Regions from separate parts of the Homo sapiens genome. Here region 2 is linked to region 1. Evidence: chromatin contacts called from ENCODE Hi-C or POLR2A ChIA-PET data. All regions are on one chromosome and are shown on one strand. The core of a region is the stretch at or near the end of the contact, and the rest is flanking DNA. Distances in the headings are between cores, read along the strand shown. Region 1 has its middle 240 kb from the start of MIR5702. Region 2 overlaps RHBDD1 (rhomboid domain containing 1).

The links. A loop is a pair of places that touch in the nucleus more often than their neighbours do. ChIA-PET counts read pairs that join two places held with the same protein, here RNA polymerase II (POLR2A). Pooled maps may share reads with other maps.
Region 2: a map of B cell shows a loop between it and region 1 (10-fold over the local background). The contact joins two enhancer-like sites. A Hi-C loop is called at or near these places in 1 of 168 maps with a recorded cell type or tissue (B cell) and 10 of 50 pooled maps. POLR2A ChIA-PET finds 5 or more read pairs at or near these places in 1 of 52 experiments (B cell).

Annotation. Positions count from the first base shown.
Region 1 is chr2:226,422,399-226,424,985 of GRCh38, reverse strand. No RefSeq gene overlaps it. Among named protein-coding and RNA genes, the nearest start is that of MIR5702, 240 kb to the left of the region's middle. Within about 2 kb of position 1,290, at least 3 of the 41 ENCODE cell types and tissues checked have a DNase peak (open chromatin) inside an H3K27ac peak, as active enhancers do.
Region 2 is chr2:226,984,202-226,986,788 of GRCh38, reverse strand. The region is part of intron 8 of RHBDD1 (rhomboid domain containing 1); the gene reads right to left. It also overlaps a transcript of COL4A4 not described here. Among named protein-coding and RNA genes, the nearest start is that of RHBDD1, 150 kb to the right of the region's middle. Within about 2 kb of position 1,273, at least 5 of the 41 ENCODE cell types and tissues checked have a DNase peak (open chromatin) inside an H3K27ac peak, as active enhancers do.

The sequences.
Region 1 (2,587 bases), core at 41-2,540:
AAAGCATTTCCTAGGGCTCAGGCTCACACTCCGCTTGGAATAGAGATTGTAATTCTAGGTGTGATTTTGAAATATGGCAGCAATAATCTCTGGAGTCCTGCAGAAGCATTCCAAAATAATATTCCTAGCACTTGAGAAAAGAGGGTTGAGGAGAAACTATTTAAACACAGAGTGCCAGGAGTGTGTCTTTGTACTTTCTCTCTCTCAATCTCTCTCTCTCTCTCTCTCTCAATCTCTCTGTCTCAATCTCTCTCTCTCTCTCACTCGGTCTATCACGTTTCTGGGAGTAAGATCTGTTGATGTTTGTTTCAATTCAAGTGTGTGTGTGTGTGTGTGTGTGTGTGTGTGTGTGTGTGTGTGTAATTTAAAACCATGGTCATTTTGGCAATAATTCAGATGTACCCAAAGCTCTGTAAAACAAAACAACAGAAAAACTGGAAAACAGATTAAACTTGTGACCAGCCATTGAATGATTTACAGTTATGTGCTACTATTAAAACTAATTTCCCTAGTGGTTTCACTAGTTTTTCTGTATGCTGAAGAGTTACACTGCAGTGTGACAGATCTTTGTCTTGTTGGTAAATCACACAACATTAACGAGGTATTTAATGACTGTGAATTGGAGCTGTGATTGAGTTCTGTCTGAATTTGCAGAAAATGTTTGACTTAGAGCTCTTAGAAAATCCAGAACAGACCTTTCTTTTGCCTTACCAGCATGCTTTATTAATCACTGAAATACCTGCAGAGTACTCAAGGACTGCAAATCAAATGGGGTTAAAGGATATTCATCTGATAAGCTTCACATAAAGTCTAGATATTCGGCAATTTATTAGGAAACGCACGTACCAGCCCCAAATGAAGTTGCTGGTAAATTGGCTGTATTATTTTGCCTGCTAAGAATCTCTCTCTTTCTCTCTCTCTCTTTCTTTCTCACACTCTGTAATGTTTTCTCCCTACAATGGTCATTTCTGTGTTACTTGCTGCAGGAGCCCCATGAGGATGAAGGCAGGAGAAACAGACTATGTGCCAGGCAGCTGGAATTCCTCTAAAGCCTTTTCCTTTGAAATCAAATTCCTCCTTTCACAGGTTTATAAACAGCCCTTCCTGTGATTTTGCAGTACAGAATATGAAGATTGCCCCTGCCAGCTCAAAGCGCAGCTAGGCGCTAAGCCTCTGTTGCAGCGAGCTGGTTCCTCTGCAAGCTGCATGCTCACCATCAGGGTATGATCAGCATTATGCCATCATCCAGGGGGCGGGAGGCTGACTGTAATGCTCACACACAACCCTCCCCACTCTGTCTTGCAGGTAGCAAGACTGTTACATTAATGTGAAATGCTGGGTTCTGTTTCTGCTTTGTTTTCCCCTGCCAAGATCGTCGCAGTGATATAAAAAGAAGGAGGAAGCACAGACTGGGCAGGGTTGCTTTGTGGTTAAGAGGTTGTGGAAGTGATGATGGAGGTAGTTTCTCGTTTCTGTGATGAGCAAGAAGAAGTTTCATTTTCTTCATATGATTTCTTTTCCCATGTAACTGTCGAATTTCTAGCATAGTGGGGAAAATATATTGATAGATGTGATCTTAGATGGAGAAACTTGCTAAGCCTATTGGGTACATACATCGTGGCATGGTTAGTAGTTAGTCCTTGTGCTAGAGTTAAAGACAAATATTGGGGAAGCTATCCCATATGCATGATTATTAAATTCTTGATAGCATAATTATTGCAAGTGGCATAAAATTTAGACCAGTGAGTAACTGAGCAAATGTTCTACTTTGATAATTATGTATTTGATTTGTAAATTACATTAATATTTGTGATCAATGGCAGTGTTGGTACTATCAAAATAAACCCTATCTTATATTTCTGCATGACTGTACCCTAAGTTAAATGTATTTCAGATTTACTTCAAGTGCTTTATATAACAGAAAACTCTATGTTTGATGAATTTTAATAAATCAAACTACCTTTTAACCCCATGGTAGTGAAACGAATGTATGTAAGTTGATTACTTAGTGATCACTATGTGCCAGGCACAGTGCTAACTACTTTGTGTAAATTTTGTAATTTTAATAATCACAAAGACTGTATAATTAAGATACTATAATAATCTCCATTTGATGCATATAGAAATTGTCCCAGAAAGGTTAAATAACTTACCTTAAGTATTTAGTGATAAAGTTTGAGTTTCAACTCAGGCAGCCTGATACCAAGAAACAAACCCAATTACAGTTGCTTGATCAGAGCACTTAGTCTACTAGAGTAGATTAACCCAGCCTTCATGTATAATAGGAAGCTATTAATATGGTGAATAGATATTTCCCCCATCCTTATGGGAAAGTAGGATCAGAAGCAATTTGCATTCATTTGAGACAAAAATTTGTATACATTGGTGGGTCACAGTGGCTCATGCCTGTAATTTCAGCACTTTGAGAGGCCAAGGCGGGCAGATCACTTGAGGTCAGGAGTTTGAGACCTGCTTGGCCAACATGGTGAAACCCGTCTCTACAAAAATACAAAAATTAGCTGGGCATGCTGGCACACACCTGTAATCCCAGTTACTCAGGAGGCTGAGACATGAGAATTGCTTGAAC
Region 2 (2,587 bases), core at 24-2,523, 560 kb before region 1:
AGATCCTTGAGGAATCGCCACACTATCTTCCACAATGGTTGAACTAATTTACACTCCCACCAACAGTGTACAAGCATTCCCATTTTCCACATCCTCTCCAGCATCTGTTGTTTCCTGACTTTTTAGTGATCGCTATTCTAACTGGCATGAGATGGTATCTCATTGTGGTTTTGATTTGCATTTCTCTAATGACCAGTGATGATGAGCTTTTTTTCATATGCTTCTTGGCCACATAAATGTCTTCTTTTGAGAAGCATCTGTTCATATCCTTTACCTGCTTTTTGATGGGGTTATTTTTTTCTTGTAAATTTTTTTAATAAACTTTTTATTTTGGAATAATTTTAAATTTACGTAAAAGTTGCAAAGATACTGCAGACAAGTCTATTCCCTAAATGTTAACATCTTACAGTACATTTGTCGAAACTAAGAAACCAACATTGATACATTCCTCTGAACTAAATTCCAGACATTTAGATCTCACCAGTTTTTTTCACTAATTTCCTTTTTCTGTTCGGGGTCCAATCCTGGAGACCACAGTACATTTTGTTACCAAGTCTCCTTAGTCTCTTTTGGTCTGTGGCTCTTTCTGAGTCCTTTCTTGACCCCCATGACCTTGACAGTCTTGAGTGGTAGCAGACAGATATCGTGAAGAATTTCATTCGGTCTGGTTTGTCTGCTATTTGTCCTCATGGTTAGACTGGGGTTATGGGTTTTGGTGAAGAATACCATAGAGGTGAAATGCCCTCATCACATATCAACGTGCTGTCAACATGACTTATCACTGGTGACATTAACCTTGACCACTTAGATAAGTAGTGCTTTCATCAGTTTTCTCCACTTTGAACTTTTTCTTTTTAAAATGAGTTCCAAGGGAATAAAGCTTTGGCCTTTGCCACTAAGAGTTACCTGGATAAACTGGAAGAGGTAGGAGTGGGCATCTCAAGGTGGCTTTGTCACTCTTGGGCATGAGTAGGATATAGTGGTCTGGAATCATCCCTAACCTTGCTGGGTTCTGCACCCCTCATTCCAGGTGAAGTGGGGTCTGCTAACGTTGGTGTGGGTGTGTGAATCACCAGGAGGGCTGTTTAAGAAATAGTTGCTGATTGGGTGGGCTTCCCACAGAGCCCAGGCCGCTGTAGTTTTAATGAGCTCCCGGGTGACTCCGATGTACATCAGCCTTTGAGAACCATTGAGCTACAGCTCGGATTTTTCTTGCAACTGAACATATCCACCCGAGTTTCATTCTGGTATTTATATCTGCCAGCAGGTGGAACCAGAGGCCTATGACATTAAATCTGCTGAAGAAAACTAGGACAAATTCCAGTCAACAAAGCATTCCGCATCGTAAGCAGAATTAGGGTTATTTTGAAACAGATGGGCGCTACAGAGGCTGCTGCATTGAATATTATGGAGTTGTTTATTGTCTAGATGGCCCGAAACCCAGGAGTTATTTGCCAGCATCTAGCAGTTTCTATGTCATATCAGAATTCTTCCAGAGCAGAGGAGACTGACAAGGCACTGGGAGAGATATAGATACAGATATGGATATGAATGTAGATAGTTTAACCAGTTCTAATCCTGAATTTCCTCCTGCTATTGTGCATGCTGCCTCGTGTTAGTGAGTGCTTTGCAGGAATGATCCGGAGCCTCCTAAATATGCTAACTCCAAATCAGAGGAGATAAACAGACATAATCTATGGTAATAAGACAATCAATCCTGGATGCAGTAATACTCAAAATGATCTATGTTAGGCCTAATCAGGTGGTACTGGTTACTGGCTCACATTTTCACTCAAACCCCCCACTTGTACTTGCCCCCAATCCTCCTCTTTGCTTCTGCCCCTCCTCCCCCTCCCCCACCCCAACCCCCAGGAGAGCATCAGAAGGGCGGAAGTGAGATAAAAGGCCCATCTAGCTCTCATTCTGACTGTGCCTGATGCCTGGTTCAGAGTGCACACTGCTGTCTAAGGACACTCAGAACTTGGTTTGACTTGGGGGTTTCTCTGGCCTAGCACTGAGTGAATGTACAAGACCAGGGCTTATAAATTGAGTATTCCATGAGTTCTAGGAATCTGCAAAAGTCTCCAGCACCAGTGGTTCCTTTCAGGAGAATATTTCTAATTCCTTAGCCTACGACCCCAGGGCGTTAGCTGTTGCTGTTCTGCCTGGTCCGCCTAGGCTCAGAGAGGTCACGAAGGCTGTCATGGACTCAATATTTGTGTTCCCTCAAAATCCATACGTTGAAGTCCAAACCCTCAATGTGATGGCATGTGGAGGTGGGGCCTTTGGGAGGTAATTAGGTTTACATGAGGACATGAGGGTGGAGCCCCCGTGATGGCATTGGTAAACTTATCAGGGAATGAAGAGGCCAGAGCTTGCACTCTCTGCCAATGTGAGGTCACAGTGAGAAGGCAGCCATCTATAATCCAGGAAGAGGGACCCCACTATAACCTGATCATATTAGTACCTGGAACTTCTAGCCTCCAGAACCGTGAGAAATAAATTTCTGTTGTTTAAGCCACCGGGTCCATGGTAGTATTTTGTTAAGGTGGCCTAAACTGACTAAGACAGCATCTTTGAAGTTGGC